2 separate regions of the Homo sapiens genome follow, and region 1 is linked to region 2. A link is an interaction called in ENCODE POLR2A ChIA-PET data of the cell type or tissue named here. Cell type or tissue: OCI-LY7. All regions are shown on one strand. Each heading gives the region's core, and the rest is flanking DNA. Links, peaks and the distances in the headings are about the cores only.

Region 1 (14,433 bases), core at 1-2,500, 110 kb before region 2:
CCTTTCCATGTCCGCAGTTTGCCTGTCGCCTTGGCCCTGGGCGGGGCAGGGGCTGGGAAGAGTGTGCTGTGAGGACACAGAGGTGCACAGGTGACTGTGGAAGGGCCAGTAGGAGCACTTGGCTTTCTGTGAGTCCCGAACCCTCGTGTGAAAACGCCACGATGCCCTTTCTGAGTGGAGCCAACCCTCTGCCACCAGCTTTCCTGCTCCTGACTTGGATGCTGGCTATTACTATGATTATTGAAAAACTTTTTTCACTTTTGATGTTATTTCCTGCTAACTGCAGTTCAATCAGATCTCTCTGGCAAGGGAATTGCATGCAGGTGGGGTAGTTATTCTCAGCAGCTAGATACTGGAGCCGATAAACACTTAAGTAATATTTAGATACCATGTTTCCATGACCCAGTTTCTCTGGAGCCTTACACAGATCACCAGTTGTAACAAAATGACTCTCTGATTCTAAATTGGGAGGACTTTTTAAAAAATGTACTACACTTGATGTGGTATAGGTGACAAGAGGTTTTAAATAAGTTTTGTGGGGTGTGTACTTTCTTTGAAACTTCATTACAAAGTAGAGTATTTTAAAGGAGTACAGTGTGTGTGTGCACGCCTGTGCATGTGAGTTGTACCAAACCACTTTGGAATTTAGGGTTAATATCTCTGCCTTTTCCTGGACTCGAATGTTTAATAGTCTGTGAGTTTGGGGGAGTACTTAGGACAAACCTTCTGAGGATGTAAGTTGACTCTGCTGTTGAGGAAACTGGATAGTGAGATATTACTAAAATATTATTTGACTTGGAGAAATTGTCTATGCAGGATGATTACACAGACCTTCCTGCAAATTAACAGCAGAAATCCATGCTGTGAGCATTCATCTCCGATGAGTGTTACAGATGCCTTTTGAGTATGGATTTCCAAGGAATTAATGTCTGGAGAAGGTCTCTGTTAGATATGACATCATAGCATCTATAAATAATGCATCATAAAATAAGCTGCAAGCAACCAGCCCCAGCCATCTGCACTGTGATGCTTCACCCATCCTTGAAATAATGGCTTTTACTGACGCCAGAAGCCACATAGGACAGCATAATCATAAATGGAAAACGCATATACATTGTGTTTGTGTGCTGGATGATTCCACCTGGTCTTATGTGACTTTTTTTTTTTTTTTTTCTGCATGGATTGGACTCTTAACAGTTTTCTGTTTTTTCCCCAAAGTGTGATTGTTCTTGGTCTCTTAAAGGCTGTTGTGTTCTGGCCTCTGTGAGTATAAAGATCAGCAGATATAAAAGCTAAAAATGGCAGTAGAGCCCTTGGTAAAGAGCGTGTACTCTGGAGCAGGAGTACCTGGGTTTGGGCCGTGATTTCCCATTTTCTAGCTGGGACGCTTGTAAGTTACCGTGCCTCAGTTTCTTCGTCTGCAAAGTGGAAATAATACTAACCACGTCAGTAGGTTATTGTGAGAACTGAATCATTTAATTCAGGTAAAAGCTTGGAACGGTACCCAGCACACTGTAAATCATTTGCAAGTTTTTCTTTTTTCTTTTTATTTTTTTGAGACAGAGTCTTGCTCTGTCACCAGGCTGGAGTGCAGTGGCTTGATCTCGGCTCACTGCAACCTCCGCCTCCCAGGTTCAAGCAATCCTCCTGCTTCAGCCTCCCGAGTAGCTGGAACTACAGGCGTGCACCACCACACCTGGCTAATTTTTTGTATTTTTAGTATAGATGGGGTTTCAGCACATTGGCTAGGATGGTTTCGATCTCTTGACCTCGTGATCTGCCTGCCTCAGCCTCCCAAAGTGCTGGGATTACAGGCGTGAGCCACCGCGCCAACCTTTTTTTTTTTTTTTTTTTGAGACAGAGTCTCGCTCTGTCACCCAGGCTGGAGTGTAGTGGCACGATCTCGGCTGACTGCAACCTCCGCCTCCTGGGTTCAAGCAATTCTTCTGCCTCAGCCTCCCGAGTAGCTGAGACTATAGGCACGTGCTACCATGCCTGGCTAATTTTTGTAATTTTAGTAGAGACAGGGTTTCATCGTATTGTTCAGGCTGGTCTTGAACTCCTGACCTCGTGATCCGCCTGCCTCGGCCTCCCAAAGTGCTGGGATTACAGACATGAGCCACAGTGCCTGGCCTTTTTTATTTATTTATTTATTTATTTATTTATTTATTTATTTATTTATTTATTTTAAGACAGGTTCTTGTTTTGTTGCTCAGGCTGGAGTGCAGTGGTATGATCTCAGCTCACTGCAACCTCCGCCTCCCGGGTTCAAGTGATTCTCCTGTCTCAGCCTCCCGTGTAGCTGGGGATTACAGGAGTGCACCACCATACCCGGCTAATTTTTGTATTTTTTGTAGAGACGTGGTTTTGCCATGTTGCCCAGGCTGGTCTTGAATGCCTGGCCTCAAGTGATCCACCCACCTCGGCCTCCCAAAGTGCTGGGATTACAGGTGTGAGCCACCATGCCTGGCCCATCTGAAGTATTAACCATTATTATTAGCTAATGACAGAGTAGTCTGAAAATAAATTTGCTGAAAAATACGTATTTTGCATGCAAAAAATTTGAAGATCTAAAATGACGTAAAGAGCCCAGGAGCTAAGAAAACAAAATGAAACACCAAAAACTTTTATTCATTGCAAAAATGTTTTACAGCTGAAGTAAACAATGACAACAAAAATAAAACAGCATGATAAAATTGAAACAAACAAATATCACAAGCAGGTCTTCCCTAGCTGGAGAGATCGTAAAGCTGCTGGAGAACATGCCTGACATTTTTTCCACCTATTCATGTCAGTCCTGCTTTCTTGTGTAATCTGTCTGAAATGGAAACTTTTATCAATGAAAAGGGATAGAAGAATATTGCAACTTTGTGGATCCAGGTACCAGAAGTTGGGCAGCTGGGAAATCTTGGTTTTGCTTTATTCTTAAGTTCAGAGGTAAACCTGCTTTGCTATTGAGAAAGAGTATTTATTTCTTCTAATATTACTGGACTGGTTGTAACATTTATTTATGTATGTATATATGTATTTATTTACTTACTTACTTTAACCTGCTTCCCCTTCCACCTTGGTTGTTAACATTTTTTTCTTTTTTTTTTTAAACTTTTTTCCCTAAGACGGAGTCTCTCTCTGTCACCCAGGCTGGAGTGCAGTGGCGCAATCTCAGCTCACTGCAACTTCCGCCTCCCGGGTTCAAACAATTCTCCTGCCTCAGCCTCCTGAGTAGCTAGGATTACAGGTGCGTGCCACCATGCCCGGCTAATTTTTGTATTCCATGTTGGCCAGGCAGGTTTTGAACTGACCTCGTGATCTGGCTGCCTCAGCCTCCTAAAGTGCTGGGATTATAGGCGTGAGCCACTGTGCCCGGCCTCTTTTCTTTTTTTATGATTTTTTTTTTTTTTTTTTGAGACAGCGTCTGGCTCTGTCACCCAGGCTGGAGTGCAGTGGCGCAATATCGGCTCACTGTAGTTTCTGCTTCCTGGGCTCGAGTGATCCTTCCACCTCAGCCTCCTGAATAGCTGGGCCTACAGGCCCATACCACCATGACCAGCTAATTTTTGTGGTTTTTTTGGTTTGTTTGTTTTTGTTTTATTTTGTTTTGTTTGAGACAGAGTCTTGCCCTGTCACCCAGGCTGGAGTGCAATGGTGCCATCTCGGCTCACTGCAACCTCCACCTCCTGGGTTCAAGTAATTCTCCTGCCTCAGCCTCCCGAGTAGCTGGGATTACAGGTGCGCACCACCACTCCAGGCTAATTGTTTGTATCTTTAGTAGAGACAGGGTTTCACCATGTTGGCCAGGCTGATCTCGAACTCCTGACTTTGTGATCTGCCCATCTCGTCCTCCCAAAGTGCTGGTGTGAGTTGCCACGCCTGGCCTAATTTTTGTATTTTTTGTGGAGACGGGATTTCACCATGTTGCCCAGGCTGGTCTTGAACTCCTGAGCTCAAGCAATCTGCCTGCCTTGGCCTCCCAAAGTGCTGGTATTACAGGCATGAGCCACCGCGCCCACGGGTCGTAACTGAGCTGAGATGGCTTAGGAATTCATTACTTAGTGTGTCCCCTGAGCAGGGGACCCTGAGTTGCAGAAGTGCCCTCAGCCTAAGGGCTATCCCTGTCTGCTCAGTCATATTGGAGGCTGGGGATAGTGACTTGGAAAAGAGAGATGCCACTGGGTGAGTGGAGTTTGCAAATGCTGTCTCATCAAGATCTGTCTATACTGATATCAGTCAAGATGGATTTGAAAAGGGTGGGGTGCCATAGCCAAAAGCCTTAAACTTGAAAGACAGTCAGGAAGTCTTAGAAAAATTCAAACCAACATTTTTGGGGAAAATAAAAACTTATGACAGATAGAGAGCAGGTATCTCAGATAGAAGGATCTTCTATTCCACTTATGGGGACAGAAGGTGAGCAAAAAGGCAAGAAGGAATTGCTCTTTATCTAGAGCACCATAGCCAGAAAACCAATACCCATGGCTATAAAAAGCAGCTCCATCTTGGCATACTTTCTGACCCGTCCCTGAAAACTCCATGCTCTTCTGTAATAGTGTCAATTGTTAACGTATTTCATGGCATATGATATAAGGGAGATCTTAGCCCAGGAGACCATGGAATGGAAGGGCCCATCGGTTTTCTAACTATGTTCCCAGGAGCCCTGGGATTCTGCAGACATGGCCCTGGTGAGGACAGCTGACCTCCCATACAGGTCCCAGTATTGGGTCCATCCAGTGATTCATTAGCTGCATCACCTTGGATAGGTCATTCTATCTTCTGGATTTTTGCTTCCCAGTCTATAAAATGAGGTGGTGGGGGAGGTGGGCCTGGACCACATTAGTGTGTTTTGAGTTGTAAAATTTTTTGTTCAAATGAAAACACATTTGAACACATAAACCTAATATGCAAAAATGATTAGAGTATGAAATAAAGGGTGGGGGTTGGCAATTGTCTAACAGTGAGGTCAGTTCTTTTAACTCTCAGACATTTTGTTGGCTAAATGGTAATCTACTGTGTGTATTTATTTGCAAGACAGCGTGGCAGTGAAAACCCAAACATGGTCTGGTTTATTATGGAAAAGAATGTCAAGAGTTTTGGAATCCTTTCAGACCAAGGTTGAAAACTTATGGCCAAAGTGGTTCTGCCATGGCAAGAGAAATTTGCAGCTGCCTAGATTGTTCCTGGAACAGTGAACTTGTGTCTCTAGATTTATTTACTTAAGAGAAGATCTGCTGGGGAAATGGAGTAAACTGTCAAACTGTATTCTCTGGGCAAAGAGCAGAAGAGTAAATTAGTGGAATGCTTGGCAGAATGAACCCTGCTGCAGAAATTTCTTGTAATAATGATCTTTTAATTGGATTTATACTTTGTTGGAAAGAAACTCAGTGTTCAGGAACTTGCCACTGCAGCATTTACAAAGAGAACAGGGAACTAATTTAATATCCACGAACTGGAGGGTCACTTTAGAAAAGCATCAGCTCCATTTGGTGATGTGTTTAAGTGAGTTTCCTTCATGGTTAGAGGAAAGGATTTGTCCCAAATAATTCTCTTACGTACTCTATTGCCAATGAGCATTGAAGCATGGTCCCTGCTGGGTTTCTGGGTTTCTGCTTTATTGATGATTGATTGATTGAGACAGGGTCTTGCTGTCATCCAGGCTGGAGTACAGTGGCCCAATCATGGATCACTGCAGCCTTGAACTCCTGGGCTCAAGCTATCCTCCTGCCTCAGTCTGTCAAATAGCTGGGACTAAAGGCACATGCCACTATGCCCAGCTAAGTTTTGTATTTTTTGTACACACAGGATTTCACTATGTTGCCCAGGCTGGTCTCGAACACCTGAGCTTGAGTGATCTGCCCACCTGGGCCTCCCAAAGTGCTGGGGTTATAGGTGTGAACCACCGTGCCCAGCCTAGTTTTTAAATATTTTATAGAGATGGGGTCCCAGTATGTTGCTCAGGCTGGTCTTGAACTCCTGAGATCAAGCCATCCTCCTGTCTCAGCCTCCCAAGGTGTTTGGATTACAGGCATGAGCCACTGTGCCCAGCTGGCCTGGTTCTAATTTAGCTCATGTCATCTGGTGAATGTCTAAAATCCTGGTAGTTTCCCCAGGTGCTTGGATTTGGAGTCCCAGGGGATCAAGAAGTCAACATGTATTTTGACCCCCCATAGAACATCAGAGATCACAGGAGCTGTTACTATTAAGTAAGTCCAGTGTGCTCTGATACAGATTTTCTCCAAAACCATTTTTAGCTGTGTGGCCCCCTAGCTGTTTGCAGCAATTAATATTTATGAGACTTTATTTAAAAAAATATATCATTTAGAGGTGGTTTGCTGTGCTGATTTATTTATGTATTTATTTAATCAGATGGAGTCTCGCTCTGTCACCAGGCTGGAGTGCAGTGGTGCAATCTCAGCTCACTGCAACCTCCGCCTCCCGGGTTCAAGCAGTTCGCCTGCCTTAGCCTCCCTGGTAGCTGGGATTACAGACATCCACCACCATGCCCAGCAAATTTTTGTATTTTTAGTAGAGACAGGGTTTCACCATGTTGGCCATGATGGTCTCGATCTCTTGACCTTGCAATCTGCCTGCCTCGGCCTCCCAAAGTGCTGGGATTACAGGAGTGAGCCACCTCGCCCGGCCTTGCTGATTTCTTAATTAAAAGTTTATTTTCTCCTAGATTTGAACTTTTTTTTATAGAAACATGTCTCTAGCTTTGGAAAGAAAAAAAGTCAATGGGGAAAAAAGTGTTAGTTATAGAAGTAGTTTGCTTGATAGATGGTTATTTTAGAGATGGGAAGAAAGGAGCTCACATTTGTTGAGCATCTACTGTGTCCCAAGTGTGCTGCTAGGTGCCTGATGTGCTTCCATTTTTGAATCCTTATGATAACCCAAGAGATGGGGGATGATTTTCAAATATACACAAGAATTTTGCCCAAGATCCTATAGTTTTGAATTGGGGAAACTGGGTTTTTTGTTTTGTTTTGTTTTGTTTCGTTTGAGTCAGAGTTTCGCTCTTGTCACCCAGACTAGAGTGCAGTGGCACGATCTTGGCTCACTGCAACCTCCGCCTCCCAGGTTCAAATGATTCCCCTGCCTCAGCCTCCCAAGTAGCTGGGACTACAGGCACCCACCACCACACCCAGCTACTTTTTTTTATTTTTAGTACAGACGGGGTTTCACCATGTTGGCCAAGCTGGTCTTGAACTCCTGACCTCAAGTGATCCACCCGCCTCAGCCCCCTAAAGTGCTAGGATTACAGGCGTGAGCCACCGTGCCCGGCCAGAAACTGGGTTTTGAACCTGGCCCCATCTGAAGTGACATTCCATGGTTCTTCCTTGACTCCAGGAAGGGATCACATGCCATAGAATGAAGCATGCTTTAATTGTTCCCTCCTCCTACAGGCAAGTGGCCAAAGTGTGTTATTTGGAGATTCCCTGTTCCTCCCAGGAGACTTCTCAGTGTCGTGAGTCAGAGAGTACAGTGGAAGATGTGCAGATGCAAAGAGTTTTCATCCATTTTCTCTGTGCACCAAAATGTAAGAGGGTTGCCAAAAACCTCAGGCATCAGGATAATGATATTTATTTATTTATTTATTTATTTATTTATTATCATTATTTTTAGATGGAATCTTGCTCTGTCGCCCAGGCTGGAGTGCAGTGGTGTGATCTTGGCTCACTGCAACCTCCGCTTCCTGGGTTCAAGCGTTTCTCCTGCCTCAGCCTCTCAAGGAGCTGGGATTACAGGTGCATGCCACCACACCCAACTAATTTTTATATTTTTAGTAGAGATGAGGTTTCACTCCTGACCTCTGGTGATCTGCCTGCCTTGGCCTCCCAAAGTGCTGGGATTACAAGTGTGAGCCACTGCACCCAGCCTATAAATGATATTTAATGCAGTGTTTTAAAAGATCAAAATTAATGCAGAAACATCCGTAATGAACAAATATCCGAAGTTTAAATAAAGTCAGGAAAAATAACAGTGTGATGCTGAGCCATATTGGACTCTGAAGCAAAAGGAAAAATCAGCATAACCGATCCTGTCTTTATTTAAAATTTGGGTATTTTGTTCATCATGGATTTTTTAGCATAAATTTTGATTTTTTGAAAAAGTATTGCCTGAGGAACTGGGCGCGGTGGCTCATGCATGTAATCCCAGCACTTTGGGAGGCCGAGGTGGGTGGATCACCTGAGGTCAAGAGTTCGAGACCAGCCTGGCCAACATGGTAAAACCCCGTCTCTATTAAGAATACAAAAATTAGCTGGGTGCGGTGGGAATCACCTATAATCTCAGCTACTTGGGAGGCTGAGGCAGGAGAATCGCTTGAATCTAGGAGGCAGAGGTTGCAGTGAGCCGAGACTGTGCTACTGCACTCCAGACTGGGAAACAGAGTGACTCTGTCAAAAACAAACAAACAAACAAAAAGAGCTATTGCCTGAAATGACATTTATCTTGATGCCTGGGTATTCTGGCAACCCTCTGACATTTTGCGCCATCACGTGGGTCCCGTCCTGCAATGAGTTTTTTAATCTCTGTGCCAGATAATGAGCTAGGTGCTGGAGATACAAGATGAGGACACATAGGAGCCTTCAGACTAGTGGGAGTCAGTCATGTAAATAGTCACAACACAGCACCATAATTCTAAGTCTGTGCACAAAGCGCCATGGGGAAGCAGTTGCTGTTGAATCAAGGTTCTCTTGGAGGAGGGTTTGAGTGTGACTTGAGGGCTGCCTCTGAATTGGCCAGTGGACACAAGAGTAGGGGAAGGATTTGGTGGGAAACAGCAGGTCCCTTCATCCCTCCGAGCCTCAGTTTACCCCCATCTGTAAAATGGAGGAAATAGTAGTGCCTGCCTTACAGGGTTGTGTGACAAGAATGAGTCCATCATGTTAAGCACCTAGAACAGAGCCTGACGCATAAGTCGGTGTATGTCAGCCGTGATGGTGACGGCAGTGCTGACCATTGCATGCAGATTTCTTAAAATGACAGTGTCTGTTGGCCACATATGCAGTCTGAACTTTGCTTTGCAGACATCCACGACAGCGATGGCAGTTCCAGCAGCAGCCACCAGAGCCTCAAGAGCACAGCCAAATGGGCGGCATCCCTGGAGAATCTGCTGGAAGACCCAGAAGGCGTGAAAAGATTTAGGGTTTGTCTTTTTCATTGTTAATCGGGATGGATGCAGTGTGTGCAGAAGTTCAGATGCACACAGGGGAGAAATAGGCCAGTTCAACATTGTCTGTCAGCGTAGCACTCTCTATGCCAGCTTGAGAGTTCAGTACTGTCTATCCCAGCTTGAGGGTGAGACTTTCTCATCTGTCATGACTGTGTTGGCAACGCTGTCACAGATGGGTAGCCTGTTTCTGGTTTTTGTGTAGTGAGGTGGGAGGGGTACAGGGTGGGAGGAGAGAGAAGATACCGTGCCTATTGGTGGAGTCTGTATGAGGAATTCCCAGCTCTGGGTCTCTCTGACGTGAAGGCTTGTTCTCTCGTGCTTGGGGGATTCTCAGAATGCATTGTTGACAGAGTAAGAGAGGCTGGCAATGAGAACTTGGCGAAGGGACCTCCGAGAGCAGGGCTGATGGATGGGGAACTGTTGATCCCATCTAGAAATAGCTTTTCTGACCAGCAGAAGCCCCCGGTGCCAGATGGAGGACCATATGTGAATTTCAAGAATGAGTCCTGGTTACTTCTGTCTTTAAGTCTTGGGTCAGGAATAGGATGAGTCCTCATGCAGTTGGTGCCTGTTGGAGCTCCCAGGGAGGGAGTGGCAGGTGGTACTAGGCTTCTAGTTCCTGGTCGCCAGGCCACTGTGAGCAGTGTTTGCAACTCAGGAGGTCTCTGCACAGCAGAGTAGCTGGCTGTGCCATGGACTGCCCAAGATCGGCCATAAGAAAACACACATACCTCCAACTTAAAATAGTTTGTATCATGGTGTCTTTAGACATACTTAATGTGCTTTCTTTTCTTTTGTTTAAAAAACAGCCTGATTTTAGAGGAATGTACTTTGTTTAAACACTGTCTGGAAGGAACCAATATATCTTCCACTTTAATTTACTTTTTGGTAATTTATTGTCAGCTTAGAAATATGAGTACATTCCTGCTTCATTTGTACTCTTCTTTACAATGTCAAAACCATTAAGGTCAAATGCATATGAAATTATAGCTTTAACATTAAACATACTCATTTGTTTTTCAGAGTGGGGTTTTCGAAGAGTAACTGAACCATGCTCCTCTGTTGAATTTTGCCAAATCAGTCTTTGAAGGGAAATGCCATTTGTTTTATTTTTTTTTTAAAGTAGAATACTGTGTGACTCTTTTTCTTTGTATCCACAGGAATTTTTAAAAAAGGAATTCAGTGAAGAAAATGTTTTGTTTTGGCTAGCATGTGAAGATTTTAAGAAAATGCAAGATAAGACGCAGGTATTTCCTCCACTCTGATAATTTTTTTCCCTTATAAAGTTACAACTGCCTTTCCAATAGATTCTGAAGTTGCCTAAAGAAACCTGATTCATATTAGTTTTGGGGGAAGATTTAAGCTTCAGATTAGGTATCTTGTGTTGATCAAATATTAATCATTTTTAAAAGGGTGAGTTAATCCATTTTTAAATGGAGCTGTTCAAATGGACCAATATTTAAAATAAAAATAACAATTTATGTCACTTAGAGTTCCTCATTGCATAGAATTTTTTTCTTCATGAATAAGTTATGAGGATGTTTTCCCCACATTTTGACATGTTAGCATTTTGGACGTGGTAAAACGATACGCAGATGTGTAATGATAAAAGCACAAGGTGCATCAGAGGGATTGTCAATTATTCAGTGTATCGTACTGAGCGTCCCATAGTTGGCGAGCATCCTGCAGAGAAAGCCTCTGATTGTTCTCCTGGGTAGATGTGTCCTCTTTGCCTTCATTCCCAGTGTCAGCTGGTTGGGTATGAGGGAGGGTAGATGAGATTATGGGGAAGGAGGCCTGTGCCCTGGGTGGGTTTATGAGGCCTGGCCCTGTATCTTTCTAAGAGGCTGCTGGCTAAATGCCTGCAGGAGCCAGTAAGTCATGTGAATGAAGGAGGCTCCTGGTGTGAGGCTGGAGGGAGTGTTGGGGACTGGGGCCAGCTAAGGACGTTCTGTCTGCCTGCACAGGCTGCAGCTGGTGGTTCAGGGCCTGTGGCTGTCTGGGCTTCCCCTGCTTCAGGTTCCGTCTCCGCCAGCTTACTGATGGTGATCTCCTAGATCTTTGCTTGCCCTGCGACCCTGGTGGACTTTCTTCCCAAGGCATGTCTTATATTCCACCTAGTACCGCCTGTTTTTCTAAAGAAGCTGGACATTTGGATCCTTACGTGAAACCAGATGATTTTTAAATGTTGGAACTAATTAAAAAAAAATTTAAAACCTTGCCTACCAAACAAAACATACCCATGGGCAGATGCGGCTTGCGCGTTGCCAGTTTTTGAGGCCTCGTCTCCAAAAGCTGGAATCTATGGGCCAGAAGCCGTGAAGCGTTTGCAGACAACTGCTTGGAAAATGTATATCATGGGTTTATTCAAAGGCCTTTCCGGGCGCAGACACCCATCCTCCTGGATGGCGCAGCGCGGCCTTTTCTCCACCACCTTCCTCTCTGGAGGTGGCAAGGGAGTATTCTAAGATGGATTCTCTTTGGCTTGAACTTCCCAGGCCCACCTCGAAAGCTGTTACTGGGCGGGACCCTTGGATTTTGCTTTCTGGCTTTTTCTCTCCTCTGGATGACGTTGGCCGGAGCCTCCTGGGCAGAGAGGGGCCCCAGGGGAAAGTGAGAAGCAGGTGGTGGGGGATGCTTTGGGATGCTAGGATTCAGGCTGAGGGCCTTCAGAACAAGAGCCTCATTGTTGTCCTTTGTCTCCAGCACCGAGGACAGGGCCTGGGGACCACCATCGATAAATGCTAGACTGTGCCACCGCTGCGACCAGCCTCACCATAAAATCCTAGCTCAGAGTCAAGCAAGCCAACAGATGTCCATTCCCCTGCCTTATTCTTTTGAGTGTTAGAGGTAGGAGGGGCCTGTGGGTGGGCCGGTCCGCCCCTGCAGTGTAGACAAGGAAGTGAGGTCCCCGCACCGTGGCAGAGCTAGGACTTGAACTAGCTCCCTGAAGTCACCCGTTGTTGTCTGCACCACCATGCTGCTCTGTGCCTCCGTTCAGTTGAATTCCCCAAATCTTTGTGAAGTGCCTGCTTGGTGCCCAGCACTGAACAGGAAGGCAGCCCAGGGACAGGACAGGTGAGCGGCTCCAGGGAACGGGCACCTCAAGGGGAGCAAGCCTGTGCAAGTGCAATGAGTGTAGAGATGGGAAGCACATGTGTCGTGGGAGCAAGGCGTGGGCAACGGGGAGGGATCCAGGGGAAGTGGCTTTTTAGCTGAGACTTGGCATTGAGATTGGGAGGGGGTTCCCGGGAGCAGGGACAGTGTGTGGGCAGGCAGGGCTGGCGACAAGAGCTGAGGGAAGACCAGAAGGGCTGAATGGCATGTTTGAGGGGGAGGCCACTGTGCTGTGCTTCAGGCTGGCAGGGCAGCCACACCTGGGAATCTGGGTGCCAAGGTGAGCAGGGCTGGGAAAGCCCCTGTAGGACTTTAATGGAGTGGTTGGAAGGAGGGGGTCAAACTTTCAATGTGCCTCTTCCAGCCTTTCAGGTCAGGCAGGTCTGGTGTTGGGTTGCCCTGCCCTGTCCACATCCTACAGAGAGAGCTTCCGAATGGGCAGCCCCTTTCCATGCCTGTACCCCTGACATCCAGCATAGGACTTCTTTTCCTTTTTTGAGACAAGGTCTGACTCTGTTGCCCAGGCTGGAGTGCAGTGGTGAGGTCTTGGCTCACTGCAGCCTCCGCCTCCTGGGTTCAGGTGATCCTCCTGCCTCAGCCTCCCGAGTAGCTGGGATTACAAGTGTGTGCTACCATGCTTGGCTAATTTTTGTATTTTGAATAGAGACAGGGTTTCACCATGTTTGCCAGGCTGGTCTAGAACTTCTGACCTCAAGTGATCCGCCTGTCTTGGCCTTCCAAAGTGCTGGGATTACAGGTGTGAGCCACTGTACTCGGCCCAGCATAGGACTTCTTGAAAGTCTGTGTCCTTAAGCCTGGAATGCACCCGGCAATTGCTTTAGAGCAATGAATGCCACCCTCCTGTCACTGCCTGAGAATGCAGATTGGGTGGAGGCATTGGTGACACCTGGGGTGTTTGGCCTGGAGTGTTTGGGCCCCAGTGTGAGTCACTGTTCCCATTCGAAGATGCAGGGATATGACTTGAGTGGTTAAGCGGCAGCTCGCCCGAGGCTGGGCACAGTGGCTCACGCCTGCAATTATAACACTTTGGGAGGTCAAGGTGGGTGGATCACTTGAGCCCAGGAGTTCAAGACCAGTCTGAGCAACATGGTGAGACCTTGTCTCTACAAAAAATACCAAAAAAAAAAAAAAAATTAGCTAGACATGATGGAGTGCGCCTGTAGTTGCCCAGGGAGGTCAAGGCTGCAGTGAGGTATGATTGCGCCACTGCACTCCAGCCTGGATGACAAAGTGACACCCTGTCTCAACAAAAAAAAAAAGAATTCAGAGCCACATTTCTGACTCCAGGCATTCCCTAGTGAGTCCCGCTGCCTAGGAAGTAAAACCAGGGAGTAAGCTCTAAATTACTACAAAAAGTGTGGAGGAACATAGGCACTGGGAGAAGTCGCCTAACTGAATGTCTTTGTTTTTTTTTTTTTTTTTGAGACGGAGTTTCGCTCTTCTCGCCCAGGCTAGAGTGCAGTGGCACGATCTCTGCTCACTGCAATCTCCGCCTCCCGGGTTCAAGTGATTCTTCTGCCTCAGCCTACTGAGTAGCTGGGATTACAGGCATGTGCCACCATGCCCAGCTAATTTTTGTATTTTTAGTAGAGATGGGTTTCACCATGTTGGCGAGGTTGGTCTCAAACTCCTGACCTCAGATGATCCACCCGCCTCGGCCTTTCAAAGTGCTGGGACTACAGACGTGAGCCACCGCGCCCGGCCAGTTCTTTTTAATCCTCTGTTGTGCACGTAACCTAACTGGATTTCACAGTCAAACTTATCACATCTGTTCCAGCAGGGAGACCATGGGAGGATTTTTCTCTCTCCATCAACTAAGGCTGTTGAGGAGTCGATACAAATCCCACTCTCGCCTCTGTTGTTTTAATAGGACCTGTGTTGGTTCATTCCTTGACGTGGATTATCCAGCATTCAACAACTTCACATATCCATGTCATTTACTTGTCCGTCTTCTGTGTGGTTTGTCTTCTGGAATCTGGGAGTGGGGGGCCTCTTCTTCCCCACTGTCTCCGAGGGTCTAGACCCATGCCTGACACATGGTGAACTTCCTTCCTCTTTGTAGGATGAAGGCATTCCATTTCCTGGATCCAAGTCCTCTTCTCTCCTGAGTCATTCCCTCATTTTGGGAA
Region 2 (15,963 bases), core at 4,578-7,077:
GAGGAATGTCTTGCGGCCTTTCTGTAGCTCAGCGCTGCCACTGGCATTCCCCTTCCCAGGGGTGGGGACCGGCCGCATTAGAGGACCACGCCCTTCCGGAGGGAGGGAAGCCCCAGTCCACAGAAGGGCGAGCCGGTCACTGGGCCCAGATGCTCACTCACCACAAACTGACTGTTGACCTTCTCGAGGATCTGCTTCTCATTGAGGGCCATGGACTCCCCTTTCCTCTTTTTGATCCTCTTCTTCTCCAAGCGCTTGCAGGCATACATTTTACCCGTGGCCCGAACCTGGCAGGCACAGACCTGCAGTGCAAGAAAGAAACCAGGGTGGCAGGAGCACCGTGGAGGCCTGCCCCGAGCTCCTCCAGGGCGGGGACCACAGGCCTCCCAGGTAGAGAATGGATGGGGTCAGAGCCGGCCCTGCCTGGCTTCATGAGTGCTCCAGGCTCCCAGGACCCAGTGATGCCTGGCCTGGGGCCCACAGCTGTCCTGGGCCCTTGCCCTCCCTCCTCCTCTCCTTCAAGGATTCCCAGCCCTGGAAGGGGCAGAATGAGCCACTCACACCAAGGCTTAGATAACTGACTGGGGCCCCAAGTACCGTTCCATTCCCAGGGCAACAGGATTTTCTCCTACCGGCTGCCGGTAGAGAAGTTTGTTTTGGGAGGCAGTGATAGGAGATCCTCAAGAACACTGACTTCATAATCCAGATAAGCGGGAACCAAAGCATTTGGGCTTAAGTCTTAGCTCTGCCTCACATTGTCTGCGCGCCCTTGGCTGGGTCACCTAACCATTCTGGACCTCAGCTTTCCTCATCTCTAAAATGGGAATAACAAGGCTTGCCTCACATGCTGGGAAGATCGGGTAATGTACAACGAAATCTCGAATCTTGCATGACAGCGTCATCCAGGCACTGAGTGGCCAAGGTTGCCCAGCCTCCTCACGCCCTCACATCTCCTCCCCACACACGACCAGGGCTGCCCATTTGTCCTCTGCAGGCTGGATCCTGCCTGAGGCTGGCAGGAGAGCACGTCTGTCTCACCTGCCCAGCTCCACAACCTCTTTCCACCATAGACACACCTGATAGCCCCAAGGCCACTGACTCTCTCCCACCCTCACTGCCCCCGGGGCCCACATTGAGCCACTGGTGCCCCCGGGGGACCCGTGGGCCAACCCTTTAGGTTGATTTAGAAGGGACAGGAAAGGTGACTTGAATGTAAGAACTTTCAATTAAAAACGTGAATGTTCACTCACCTCCCCGAAGCCCCCTTTTCCTAGCACTCGATACTGCCTGAAAGTGTTTTTGGTCACCGGTTGCCTGGAAGAAAGAAGAATCCCACACTGGTCTCATGGTGCCAAGACTCAGAATCCACAGGAAACAGTGGCACATTGAGAGCAGCTGGGGTGGGGTATAATTCCAGGAGCCCCACAGCAGCCCCAGGGACCCCCCAGGAATCATCGCTGGAGACTGGACCTTCGAGGACTTAGTCTGAAGCTGAGTGTTCAAATCCCAAGCCCCCTGGCCCCCAGCCCCCAGCCCCCTGCAAGCTGGGGGATGCACAAGCCTCGCTTGCTCAGAAAGCTTGAAAAACCTGAGTGCAGAGGTGCTTGACCACACTCTCCATGTGGTTCTCCTCTCTCTGCAAATCATGCGGCGAAACTCAGAAGGAAGCTGTGCCTTCTGTGCAGGAAGGGGTGGGGGCCAGGAGCCACAGAGGACCAGCGTCCCACAAAGGACGCGAAGGAGGTCACAGCCCTCCCTACACCTGTGCATCTCAGTCTGCCCAGCAGGATGACAGTGCTTCCTGTCCTGGGCATGGCTTATTCCTTCCTGAGGGCACTCCTGCTGCTGGCCCAGAAGACCCGGCCTCAGGAGGGGGCAGAGGCTGCTGGTCTTCAAATCGTGTCCTGGGGATCTTTACCATTGGTTCCCAACCTTTCCACCACTGAGGACCCTTTATTGTATTTCCCACATAGATGAGGAACATGAGAAGATCCTGCCTGCCAAGATCGGATTGGAAGTAATGATCACCTCGCGTCTTCCAACTCCTCGTTTTAATGAGCCAAAGCCATTTATGACATTGAATCAGACAGAACTTCTGATCATGAGGCATGATGGCACTTTTTGGACTAAGCAAAGACATGGTCCTATCTAGTTGCCATAAAGGACATCACGGTGCAGAGGGCTTGTGGTTTGCATTGCTGGTCTGTTTGGCTACAAATAATCAGCTTAAAACGTGAAAATTGGCTCTTGGCTCTCCAAGACTAAACTCCTGCTCCTAAATTCCTCAAAAGTCCCGACCAGGGCAGGGGTTGGATCGAGCAGAACTGGGCCAAAGAACTGGGTCAGCTGAGGATGACCAGGGAGCCTTCAGTCACCCAGCAGCTCTTGAACGAATGAGTCTTCCCTGGAAATCACATCTGTGGCACCACAGCCGCACTCTGAGGAAGGCCCTGAAAAGCCAGGGTACTCTCTGGCACCCCATCTTGAATTTGCGTGCCATGGCTCACTTCTCCCTTCACCAGTGCTTCCTCAGGACACAGGGCCCAAACCCCACCGAAGCAGAGCTGCCCCTCTGCGGGTATCCCGCTCTTCTGCACAGGAGCGGCTGGACAGCCAAAGGGAAGAGCTGCCACACGCCTGCCTCGACCACGTGGCCCTGGGAAGCCTTCCCTACAGCCGCCCCCGGAAACCACATGAAGGCGGCCCGCCTAACAGTTTACGATGCATGGAGGAGAAACGGTTGGTTGACATCTCCGCAGAACTCCTCTGCTGGGGGAAATGAGTGGAATGCAAGCTCCCAGGAATTTCTTGGTTAACCTTGGGAGGAAAAAAACCCTTGACTATTTCAGCAGTACAGCACCAACCAGGCAGGATCTTGTGCAGGGTGCTATCTGATATGTAGGGCATTCCTAGGCCAGGGTCCTGCCCTACAGGCTCCAAAAACTTAATGCCTTCTTTGCAATCAGGCCACAGAGTAAAAAGGATAATTTCTCCATTTCATGTGTTTGGTGCAGATAAGAAAAAGGAAAGCCAGTGACCACCGACAAAGGCTGCTATGGGAACTGGAGTGCTGGGTGGACCAAGGCCCAAGGACTTGGGAGGGGGCCTCTGGGTTCAGGTTCCAGCCTTGCCAGGCCCTTGCTGAGTGGCCCAAGGCTGCTCCAACTCCTCTGAGGAAAATGATCATGAGAAGGCCTTACATCCAGTGGAGGGCTCTTTGTAAACTGGTGATGTGTCAGATGTCATTATTTGAACTCCTAGGAATAAAGGGCATGCCCCCCTCTGGGGGTCTCTATAGTAACAATACCTACTGCTCCAAGCACACATGGGGGCTTCTATAATCCTCACACAAGCTCAGGGAGCAGGGATCATTATTGTCCCCATTCTGCAGATGAGAACGCTGAGGCTTCAAGAGGTGAAATGAGTTGCCCGAGGCCCTAGCTGGTAGCGGTGGGCTGGAGTTGGGGTCTAGGCAGCCCATGCTCTGTATCCTGACCCCACACTGCCACTCTGGGAAGGTGGACACAGATTGGGGTTGTGTGTTGCACAGCCCAGGGCTCCAGAACCGGGCGTGGGCATGGCGAACACAGCTCCACTAGACTGCCCTGTAATTGGCAGAATCAGGACTGATCCTCCAGCAAGAGTTGGCTGTGCCTCCCAGTATCAGACCTGGTGAAGTGGGACTAATGGCAGTGATGCTGTTGATGGCGGTGATGCTGATGATGGCAGTGAGGCTGATGATGGCAGTGAGGCTGATGATGGCAGTGATGCTGACGGTGGCGATGATACTGATGATAGCAGTAATGCTGTTGATGGCAGTGGGATATTGATAACAGCAGTGATGCTGATGATGGCAGTGATGCTGATGATGGTGGTGATGCTGTTGATGGTGGTGATGCTGATGATGGTGGTGATGCCGCTGATGGTGGTAATACTGATGATGGCAGTGATGTTGACGATGGTGGTGATACTAATGATGGTGGTGATGCTGTTGATGGCACTGGGATATTGATAACAGCAGTGATGCTGATGATGGAGGTGATACTGATGATAGCAGTGATGCTGATGATGGCAGTGATGCTGATGATGGTGATGATGCTGATGATGGTGGTGATGCTGATGATGGCGGTGATACTGAGGATGGTGGTGATACTGATGATGGCGGTGATGCTGCTGATGGCTGTGATGCTGATGATGGCGGTGATGCTGATGATGGTGGTGATGCTGATGATGGCGGTGATGCTGATGATGGCAGTGATGCTGCTGATGGTGGTGACGCTGTTGATGGCAGTGATGCTGATGATGGTGGTGATGCTGATGATGGTGATGATGCTGATGATGGTGGTGATGTTGATGAAGGCAGTGATGCTGTTGATGGCAGTGATGCTGTTGATGGCGATGATGCTGAAGATGGTGGTTGATGCTGATGATGGTGATGATGCTGATGATGGTGGTGATGTTGATGAAGGCAGTGATGCTGTTGATGGCGGTGATACTGATGATGGCGGTGATGCTGATGATGGCGGTGGGATATTGATAACAGCAGTGATGCTGATGATGGCAGTGATACTGATGATAGCAGTGATGCTGATGATGGCGGTGATGCTGATGATGGTGATGATGGCAGTGATATTGATGATGGTGGTGATGCTGCTGATGGCTGTGATGCTGCTGATGGCTGTGATGCTGTTGATGGTGGTGATGTTGATGGCGGTGATGCTGTTTATGGCAGTGATGCTGTTGATGGTGGTGGGATATTGATAACAGCAGTGATGCTGATGATGGTGGTGATGCTGTTGATGGCAGTGATGCTGTTGATGGCAATGATACTGATGATGGTGGTGATGCTGATGATGGTGATGATGCTGATGATGGTGGTGATGTTGATGAAGGTGGTGATGCTGTTGATGGCGGTATACTGATGATGATGGTGATACTGATGATGGCGGTGATGCTGATGATGGCGGTGGGATATTGATGCAGTGATGCTGATGATGGTGGTGATGGTGATGATGGTGGTGATGGATGCAACAACTGCATTCAGCAGTTTACTTCCTGTGGCCAAATGGCTGAGCTTTGCGGAACACCTGCCTTGTTCCAGCAGGTGTTGTGCTTATCTTATCTCCTCCTCAGCCCAAGCCCACAATGCAGGCACAATCATCCACATTTTACAAATGAGGACACTGAGGTGTAGAGTCGTGAGTGACCCTTTCTGAGGACCCTCCTTGGGAAGAGGCAGAGGCGGGACTCGGACCCAGGCTGGGGGCTCTGGTGCCCTCAGTAGATGTCTAGGCCAATCCTTTGCCTCTCAAGCTTTCCTGGAGTCATGATGTGCCTGTGCAGGGTGGACAGCGGCCACTAAGGAGACTATCTCTGGTCACGCTGTCATCCCCACCAGTCAGGTGGAGAGAAACCACCCATCCATGGCCGCAGAGCCAAGGGTTTTCTGCTGGATTTCTGGAAGCAGGCAGGGAAGGGCTGTGAGTGGGGTTCAGAAGGGCTCCTGGCCTGCAGCTTCCTGAGTGTCTACGGGGGACACAGCCAGCTGTGGGGCTGGCAGGCAGCAGTGGATGGCTCCTTTCTCACTGGATGCCCCCAGATGGCTGTGCATGCCAGGCCTCTGGGGACAGGGACTCTGGGCTGTGGGAGGGGAGGCTCCCACCCTCATCTACCAGCTCGGCCCGGCATGGATTTTACACAGGCATCGCCCCGCTCTGCAAATCCTGGGCCAGTGAAGGTAGCAGAGCACTGCGCTGGGGGCTCAGGGCCGGGGCCTCGTCGGCAGCACTGCTGGCTTGCTGGGAAGCTAAGTCAGGTCCTATGTTCTGCTTCCTCATCTGTCACAGAGGGACACATCTGCCCAAGTCACAGCCACGCATGGGCGAGTACTTTGAAGAGAATTAGACAGCAAGCACACAAGAAAAGACACTTGGTCTCCCCCATTATTAGAGAGACAAGAAAATAAGCAACAAGGAAGCGCCCTGCTCACTCACGGGATAGGAAAAGACGAGAACAGCATTGATGAAGCTGAGGAGCAGGCACTCGGGCACTGTGGCACTGGAGGTCAGGGGCAGCTGTTTTGGACAGCAGCTTAACAGCACTCACGGTTTAAAATCAGGTGCCTTCTGACCCAGAAATTCCTCTGCTAGGAATTTCTCTGGATGTACTTGCAGAAGTACTTAAAGATTTATGTACAAAGCTATTTATTATTTAGGGAGGGCTCCACACAGAAAAATGGAGAACCAACTCAATATCCATCAACAGGGCACTGGATTAAATCAAGGATGTGCAACTATTCCAAGGAATATGGCAGCTCTTTATTTGCTGACAAAGACAGTGAAGTAAAAAAAGTAAGAACGAGATGCTGTTTACATTTGCGTGAATGTGTGTTTGTGTGTGTGTGTGTGTGTGTGTGTGTGTATGTGTGTGTGCTTGAATAAGCATACAGCATTTCTAGAATACACAACTTAATTAACAGGGGGAGTCGGGTTAATTTTGTTTTAACCATGAGCCCACGGGAGGTAACTGATTTTTATATGAATTCTCAGATGAAAAATGTGTACCCTCTGCCTCCCTGATCTGTATGGGGTGTGGTGGACTCACCTTTCCAACCACTTCCACTGGAGAAAGCGGTCAAAAAACATGCTGTCCAGATATTCGTGGAATGGTTCTCCCCTCAGGTACTCGTGGACAGACCTAGTGCAGATGGAACAAGAGGATGAACATTTTATAATCCCGATCTTCAAGCAGGGGGGCAAAGCTGTGTCCAGCTTTGGAAATGCAAGTAAACAGGGCCTCTCAACCCATGCAGATGCAGCACGTCTGGCCAGAGGTCCTGCCATTCTACTGAGGGTTGTATGAAATTGGTTGGTCCTGCCAACACTTGTTGGGTACCTGCCAAGTGTTGGGCACTGTTCTAGGCCCTGGGATATAGCTGGGAGCAAGGGGTTGGCATTGTATGTGGGACACAAACAGTGAATAGCAAACATGAAATAAATGATCCCAGAGGTATGTCATCATGAATGAGTTTGGGGGGACTGGAAGGGTAGAGGGGTCTCTCTAAAAAGTGACCTTAAGCTGAGAACAGACGAAGACTTAATGAGGGGCTGGGAATCAGGGGTGGTGGGTGGTTGGGGGAAGGGTGGGGCCACAGCCCCTCAGAACCGCAGCTCTGGATCTGGTCTTGGACTAGCAAAGCCACTGGGAGTTTTTTTATGCATGCATTGGAATTCACTGGTCACCTGCTGTGGGCCAGGTGCCAGGCCGAGCCCTGGGATGCTGTGGATCTCTATGGGTCTTAGGCCATCAGGGCAGGTTCTGAAACTGTCTGCAGGCAGCTTCTTTCCTTTAGAAAGTGGCCACACTGAGTAATCTAGCACAGGCACTTGGAGCCTGGGGAAGGGAGGGGACTATGGCAGGTGGGGCACGTCAGAGTCTGTGTCCTGCCAAACCTGAAAGCCATCGTTGGGAGCCAAGATGGCCATTCCCTCAGGGTCAGAGTCACCAACCAAGACCCCACCCACTGTTGGATCTGATTCCTGGGCAGCTCCAAGAGAGCAGCAACCAAGCTTGCTCTGCCCACCAGGGCCTCTCTCCAGCACCTAACCCACTGCTTGGTCCCAGGACGGCCCTCCCAGCTCCCCTCAAAGTGCATGCAGGTTGCTGTTTTTCTTGTAAAAACTCCATGAAAGCCAGGATTGGGTTCTTGTTCACCTTGGTATCCCCCAGCACCCAGCACAGTGCCAGGTACACAGTAGGTACTCAATTGATGTCTGTGGTGCTGAATAAGGGCACACAAAAAGCCCCTAAGATCATCCAACTATGTGGGGTAACCTGGCTTTGGAGAACTTTCATGAGCCTGTGTGTGTGTATGTGTGTGTGTGTGTGCTTGCGTGTGTCAGCAAGTGACTTGTGTGTGCTCCTCAGTGCTCATGCCTTCAGAGTGTGTGTGTGCAGGATGGGGTGGGGGTTTAGTTGGTGCTCTGCTGGCAGCATGGCCATCGACTTGTGTCACCTCCTGCACGGCAGACGTGCCACCTGCAGACAAGGTGATGGGGTTTGGCTGAGAAGCTCCCCCTGCATCAGTAGCACTGGCTCGGGTTGGTGGCAGTGGTGGGGGTTGAGGACCCTGGGAAAGACTTCCAAACCACCCAGACAGGGTCAAATGTTTGCACATTCCTCTGTCTCAACAGCCTGGAGAGCCACTTGCTTTCAATACCCTTTGCAGCAGATGTTTTCTTTGGACTTGGCACCTTGATATCTTTTTCTCTTCGTGGGAAGTATACAAACAGTTGGTATAACTTGGCTGAAGCTGTCAGGCATGGAAGACCTGCCTCAGTGCCCTGTATGGTCAGGTGGAGAGCTGCGGCATCCCATCTCTGGGCAGCCCGGGGAGGACAGGCCAGGTGACTACGGCACTTACTGTGCACAGGCAGAAAAGAGTTCTTTGCACGGCTTCTGTAGGAGCTTCTCCTCCGTCTGGGAGACCAGGTCTTGGCCAACTTGGGCTATGAAAACAGGGGACTGGAAGAAGGAAGGGAAGGGAGGTGGTCAGTGAGGAGCCAGCAGCAGTGCGGCCGGGTTTGCCCACAGGTGTTGGGCCAAGAACCAGCCACGCTCCAGGTGCTGGTACATCTGGCAGCCCGTCTGTGCCCCAGTGTGTGACCTGCTGCCCCCTCCAGGCTGCACCTGGCTCAGGGCTACCTGGACACTGGTGGTTTGGGGAGGTGGCTGAGCTGGAAGGTGGTGAATGAGCCTAGGTTCAGGATGAGACTTCTGACTGTGTCACTTACAGGCTGTGTGACCTCATGGAGGTCACTTGGCTTCTCTGAGCCTCATTCCTCATCTGCAAAACATTGATAATGACAGTCCCCATGGCCTGGGCATGTAGTCAGAGCTGACAAGGTGTGCAAATGCTCCCAACCATAAGGGGCTGTGCAGCGTGACCCAGCTCATCACTGAGCCCCCAGCAGGCTTGGTGACGCCCCTTGGCCATGCTGGGCTTCTTTCCTCCGAGGGCAAAAGAGAAGATGAACACCTGCCCAGCCTCGAGGTTCATGTGTGAAAGGGTTTGGATCAGGCCAAGGTGGACAGGAAGGCTCAGGAGGGAGGAGGGTGGTGAGGAGGGGAGGGGAGCTATAGCCCCGGAGCTGCAGGCTTGGGTTTGAATCCCAGATCTGTGACTCGCAGCTGTGGCCTTGGTCTTAACTGCTCAGCCTCACTCTTGTCAGGAAGACAATCAGGAATAGGAGTTTCTCTTGGAGCAAATCAATAAAAGCTTCAGGTAAGGCATTTGGCCCAGATCTGGCAGTAGTAGCAAGCACGTAATAAATGTCACCACCGTTGTTTCTTTATCTTTCTAGGTTAAGCTGCTGGCCTGAGTATTTTAAATTTGAAAGGACATTTCAGAGAGTTGCTGTGTCCTACCCAGGAGTGGCGGCCGCATCTGGAAGGCAGCTCCACCCAGGGCAGGCCTTACCCACCCCCTCCCCTCCTCCCACCATTCACCCTCTGCCAGCTGTTCCCAGGGGCTGACTCACCAGCTGGGCTTTGAGATGGGTTTTTAATAAATTAAAGAGATAATTGAGAAAATTGCTGGGAGTGGACTCAGAAAGATGGGGTGTGGACACAGCTCTCTCCCAAAAGGATGCTGAAATCTGAAAGCCTTGCCTCCTCTTCCCTATGGGGCTGATTTGCTAAGAGTCCACTGGATGGTTTCTGGGCGGGGGTGTCAATCCCTGGGGGTGGAGGGGACGCCCGAGGCAGCAGCTGGCCTGTCCTTGGTGAATGGAATCAGTGGCTTGTTTTCTGTTCCCCACGGTTCTGAATGTCCAAATCCCTTCCTTCCTTCTTTATTTCTTTTCTAGGTCCAGCCCTCTCTGCAGGCTCACCCCTGCCCTCAGGGTCTCCCAGCTGAGCCAGGCCTGAGAGGCTTCAGCTTCTTGGGGGGCAGCCTGCAGTGTGGATGCGAGCTGCTGTGACAGTAAACACCACTTACCCAAGTGCAGGCCAAGCCATTCCCACCAAACAGCAGTCTCAGAGCACATTTCCCAGTTACCAACAGCAGCCTGGGTAGTGGCTGCTGTCTCCCACCTGCCTTCCCACTCTGCCCCAGGAGACACAGAAGAGCAACCCACAGAGCACGGGTCACAACTTTTGCAGAAAAGATCCTCGATGTCATGGGAGGAGCCCCAGGCCAAGAGCCAGGAGCCTGAGCTCTGGCCCGGCCTCTGACCTTGGCCATTTTGTGCCTCCGTCTCACCCTCTGAAACAGGAAGGAGCTGCTCCAGAGATGCCTGAAGGGTCCTTTGAGATTTGGGAGTCGACAACTGGGGGCTTGTGCCTCTAAGACTTGGAGAACTTTCTTGGAAATTCTGGCAGCTGAGTCTCTTGGGAACCAGTACCTCCAGGCTACTTCAGAGCAACTGAATATTAGCACAAATCCCGAGGCCCTGGGCAAATCTGCTTCAGGAAGGAGAGAGCCGATGGCTTGGCACCCTTAGTCCAGGAGGGCCCAAGGCCTGGCACGGAGCTGGTGCTGGTTGTCTGTTCGTGAGCAAGACGATACAATGTGTTGTGCCAGGATATGACCTTGAGCCTGGTGCGAGTCAGCAAGGACCAGATAGAGATGCCAGCAGGGTGGGCCATGGGGAGAAACAGAATGGTCAGAAGGGGGACCTGAGTTGCCCACCTGTGTGCACTCTGCAGGGTTCTGCCTTTGTTTCCACCTAGGAAGGACCCACCCTTACCCACCACAGGCACAGCCTGGTGCTGGGCAGGGGTAGAATTAAAAGATGAAGATGAAGCCAGGCAGGACTCAGTGGCTCATGCCTGTAATGCCAGCACTTTGGGAGGCCAAGGCAGGAGGATTGCTTGAGGCCAAGAGTTTGAGACCAGCCTGGGAAACATAGTGACAGCCTATCTCTACTAAAAATAAAAAAAGAAATTAGCCAAACATGGTGGCTTGCCTGTAGTCTCGGCTACTTGGGAGGCTGAGGCGGGAGGATTCCTTGAACCCAAGAGGTCGAGGCTGCAGTGAGTCATGATCACACCACTGCACTACAGCCTAGGCAACACGGTGAGACCCTGTCTCAAAAGAAAAAAGAAAAAAAAAAAAGAAAGAAAAAGAAAAAAAAGAAAAAAGAGATGGAGCTAGTGTGGTTTTGACCTCAAAATACTTTTTCTCCAGTAAGACAGAAATGATATATTATAAGGTATAATATCCCAACAGAAAAGTTCTTATGCCTCTCGGTTGTACTGTACATGGTGATGTACAAAATGGGTTGGTTGAAATTCAATGGCTTTCAAACCTTCTTTCTTCTTGTTTTTTTTTTTTGTTTGTTTGTTTGTTTTAGTAGCAAACTTTTCTCCTCCAAATGAAATTTATCCACAGACCCAATATTTAAAACCTATAAAAATAACTTAATTGGTAACAATAGCTTACATATACTGAAGGCTAACTCTAGTTAGGTCCTGGGCTAAACACATTGCTTCATTAATTCACTGAATCATATCCTGAGGTGGCTATTATTATAGTGTCCATTTTGCAGATGAGGAAACCGAGGTCCAGAAAGGTTAAGCAATTTTCTCAGGGTCACTCAGCCAGTAAGTGCCTGAGAGGGGATTTGAACCTAGGTTGGGTGTCTAATGAGTGAGATCTGGCTGGAGGGAGTGGGCTGTCTGGGCCACCTGTGCCCCACTCTCACCTTATCCCCTCAGGACCCATAAGGTCTGACCCTAGCCCCCGGTACTCTGCAGAGCTCAGCATGAGGACCAGGGTGCTGTTTGGTCCCATAGCAGAGGCAAGTGATGCAGCTCGAGACAATGAGCCCCACGGCTCAGAGAAGGGAGGGGTCATTGTGAGCTGGGGTCATCTGGGAAAGGCTTTATAGAAGACGGAATAAGGGGCAAAGCAGAATTTGACCCTCCTACCTGCAGGCAGGGACAGCCAACTGAACTCCCTTCTCAGCAGATGGGAGAAGGGGATTGTCCAGGGTCTAGAGGTGACCCAACTGTGTACATGAAGTCACACCACTCTCATACTTTGGATTGGCTGGCAGGGGAGCTCTGCCCAAGGGCAAAGCCCTAACAAGGGAGTTAATGAGTGGGTAATAATGTCTGGCTTTATAACCACTGGCTCGACTTGAAGAGATTAAACAATTCCAACCCAACCCCCTTTCAAGTGCCTCCAGGGAGTGACACCTTTGCCAGTAAGATGGGAATAAGAAGCTGCTGGCCATTGCGTCTGAAACTAAAGCCCAAACCTGCCAGAAGGGTAAGAAGCGAGTAGTTGTAGTCGGACATTTATTATTTGCATCAATGGAACCAGAGGATGTCTGGTCCTTCCCTGGAAGTCACTTACAAAGAGAGACTCTTTAAGAAGGCCCTCCGCTGGCTGCGTGTCAGATCGGATACACCGTGTAAGAAACAAGGCACCCAGAAGCTCAGAGGGCTCTGGGGTTCTGAGTAACCTCAGCTCAGCACCGGGATCCATCCACTGGGTCTTTCAAGGCAGGAGAATTCCATGCAGTTTCAGATGCCTGGCTGGTGGGCGGTGGGCTGGAGAAGGGAGAGGGGGGAACCCTACAGGCCGGGTGGGTTCTGGAGAGAAATGTTACCCTCACTCCACTGAGGACTCAGGAGTGTCAGGAGAGCTATGGCTGGGCAGCACTCTAGCTCTTCCTGCAGGGATGTCCCTCTGGGATGGAGCTGATGGTCAGGGGTGCCACGCTTCCCCCATCAAAGATGCCCCTTGAATGTCTAACCATACAGAAATCCAAGCGTGAGGGCCTCAAGGCCTGTAGATACCTGCAGAGGTGAAGGCAGCCAGGTTGGAAGGGGTCTTGGTGGTGCTCGTTGGTAAAATTGCCCCAGGGGTCCGGGACCCCCTCAGGTCACCAGGTGGTCTCCTTAAACAGCTCTAGCTGCAGACCTCGACTTTAACACAACAGTGAATTTGGGCACCAAGGTTCCTTTGAAAGGATCAAGTTAACTGGAAGGAGCAGGGGAGTTTCTCTGCTTGAAGTCCCCGCCATGAATGCCTGCCCCTTGTGGCCTTGCACAGCTGAAGCTACACAGTGGTCAGCCTCAGCCTGGCCCTGCCAGAGTCCACTCTGATGACAGTCAGGGTGACACCCAGCTATCCCTGAGCAGGGCTCTGTAATCATCTCTCTGGGACAGCTGAAGACACCAAGATACGCCCTGGGGACACAGCTGTGTAGCCTGGGGTGCTGGCAGGAGACATCTCTCCCCTCTGGCTGGATGAGAAAGGCCTTGCCTGCCATGAGGAACTGCGGGCTGTGAGAACCCCTCTGGCAATCACTCCCCAGCGCTGAGCTCCCCACCCACTTCTTTGGTGAAGGACTCTCCCCTTCTGGTCCCCCCTGAAGCTGGGGAGGGACAGAGGTAACCTTGAAGCTGGGGGCACTCTGCCTGCTCTGTGAGCTGGTTCTTCTGTATAAAAGCCCCCTTCACCTGGAGGTAAAAGAACCTGCCCTGCCTCTCTCTTGGGATGGGAAATTGACCTTGAATCCTGCACTGGAGGAACCTGGGGCCGCACTGGGCCAGGGGAGCCAAGGCTGCCTGCTATTCCAGCGGGCAGATCGGACAGAGCTCGTGCTGGTTTGGAACTCCCCTCGGGACCCCCGATGACTCACTCCTTCTTACCACCTCTTCCCTATGGCCCAGACTCGCTCTCTGCTCTATGCCACTGGTTCTGGGGATCCGGGCAGTTCCTGATATCTGTGATGACCAGAATGTACCTCTTCAGGTAGCAAGAGATGAAACTTGCCTGGGATGTTTTTCTGGGCACCACAGGGCACGGAGAAAAGCTCTTCCCATCACTTGGAACATAAGTAGGGCAGACCCCCCACCGAAACGGATGAAGTACGCCTAGGGTGACTTCGCACCTTCACTCCTCTCTAAGCCTCTCCCCTCCTTTTTGTCCTCATCTCATGCATCCTCTGCTGCTGTGACCCTAAACCGTATCATGCCGCGTAGGTCGCCTCTCTCATCTTCTGTTCCATCAGAGCAGAAACCTCTGGGATATTCAGGCATGGTGTGGATGATGTATTGCTGACCACTAACGATTCAATGCACGGGAGGCCTTGGAATTTTCAATGATGAGACTGTTGGGGTGGCAGTGTGGTTGGAGAGAAGAACTAGGGGCCTGTCCTGAAGCTGCATTTGTACAGCAATGGGTTTAGAGTGAATGGGGTGACTTGCTGGCTAATCCCTTGCCCCCAGCACCCCTTGGTACAGCAAATGCTCATTGCCGCACCCCTCCCAGGTCAACTGCCGCTTCACAGGCGCCATCTGTGCTTAACCTGAAGCAGGAATGATCTGGAGTATTTCAGACACTGAGGCAGGCTGGGGAGGAGGGGTGCTGAGGAGGAAGGCAGGGGCCAGGCCTGGGCATGAAGCCACCCCAGTGGGCACCACACTCAGCACTGAATCCGGGAAGCACGTGTGGATCACCCACCACACCCGAGGCTGATGCTCAGACACCCACCCTCAGTGGCATTACAGAGGTAGGGACCCAAGCACAAGGGCAGGCGACAGCCCAACCCCAGTTCTGCCTCCACGCATTCAGCCAAGGCCCATGAAGCAGGCCGTCCACAAGGTGGTGCCATTGCTTCCCTATGCTCCTTCACCCCAACGGCCTGCCAGCCTTCTGGTCCCCAAAGACTTGGGAGGCCAGGTGGGCACACCTGGAATAATTACCAACTGACTATAATCTCAGACCAGAGGAGTACGGCCTCTGCAACAACAACTGAGGGGAAAAAGGGGATCAATTCAGCCAGGTGCGGTGGCTCACGCCTGTAATCCTAGCACTTCGGCAGGCCGAGGTGTGTGGATCACTTGAGGTCAGGAGTTCGAGTCCAGCCTGGCCAACATGGTGAAACCCCATCTCTACTAAAAATACAAAAGTTAGCTGGGCATGGTGGCATGCGCCTGTAGTCCCAGCTACTCAGGAGGCTGAGGCACGAGAATCGCTTGAACCCAGGAGGCGGAGGTTGCAGTGAGCCGAGATCACTGAGCCACTGCACTCCAACCTGGGCAACAGAGTGAGAAGCAGTCTCAAATTAAAAAAAAAAAAAAGAGAGAGAGAGAGCGATCAATTCGAGAGGGAGCCCTAGAGAGGTCATACAGGCCTGGACCTTGAAGGAGAGAGAAGCTGGACTGCAGGGCCAGCGCCTGGAGGACAGAGTCAGCACTGAACAGAAAGGGAGATGCTGTTCGGAGTCAGAGGGACTAGTGAAGATCATGGGAAATAAGCAGGAACGGCTGGCAGGAATGCTGCCGTAGCTTGAGGCTGACCCCCTCCTGGGGCAGCTATCAGTGGCTGAGTTATCAGCCCCGAGGATGGCGTCGCCAAGGCGGCTGCACCTGCTCTCCCGGCACTGCTCCCTGCCTCTGCACCATGAATGACTGACGTGAGGAAGGGACATCATTTCCTGCATCAGTGCGAAACTCCAGATGTTTGAGGCTCTGGTTCCCAAAGCATCTCCCTGTATTAACATCCCTTGTTTCAAGTGTCAGGGTGGAGATGGAATCAGTTGTACTTGGCTGGTGCCCTTGGAGGCACCCAGGGATGAAGCGGGACTGAAAGACCATGAAATCAACTCAGAGCTACACCCAGAGGCCTCCCCAGAGCCACCGATAATCCTTTGCCCCGCGTCACCCTGGGAACTGTCCAGAAACACAGGCCTGATACTCGTTCAGAGATTCAGGAGTGAGACGGCGGAGGAGGTGGAGATCAGAGGACCCTCCAGGAAAGACCCCTCAGGGCTCAGCCCTTCAACCCACTCATGGCACAGATGGGGAAACTGAGAGAAGGGGTCCCCTGCAAGTCACTTGCTGGCCCATGGCGGGGCCAGGATTGGCACCTCTGACTGGGAGGCATGGATCTGAGTGGTATAAGCCCTTAACCAGGTATCCTGAGCCAGCCCTCTAGGAAGGACA

The links. Peaks named below come from ENCODE experiments on the same cell type or tissue, not always from the same donor. Only the 100,000 strongest peaks of a DNase experiment are listed, where the experiment ranks them.
Region 1: POLR2A ChIA-PET joins it to region 2 with 7 read pairs; 3 of 35 experiments call an interaction of 5 or more read pairs at or near these places.

Annotation. Positions count from the first base shown.
Region 1 is chr10:119,522,012-119,536,444 of GRCh38, reverse strand. RGS10 (regulator of G protein signaling 10) reads left to right here. Exons shown (of 5, transcript NM_001005339.2): 2 at 9,021-9,139; 3 at 10,327-10,413. Among named protein-coding and RNA genes, the nearest start is that of RGS10, 13 kb to the left of the region's middle. In OCI-LY7, for the core only: no CTCF peak of the experiment used is centred there; no DNase peak of the experiment used is centred there.
Region 2 is chr10:119,415,726-119,431,688 of GRCh38, reverse strand. It overlaps GRK5 (G protein-coupled receptor kinase 5), which reads right to left. Exons shown (of 16, transcript NM_005308.3): 5 at 8,423-8,523; 6 at 6,604-6,696; 7 at 1,251-1,314; 8 at 162-302. Among named protein-coding and RNA genes, the nearest start is that of MIR4681, 46 kb to the right of the region's middle. RefSeq lists a cis regulatory region at 2,241 and an enhancer at 2,157-2,326. In OCI-LY7, for the core only: no CTCF peak of the experiment used is centred there; a DNase peak (open chromatin) is centred at 5,878.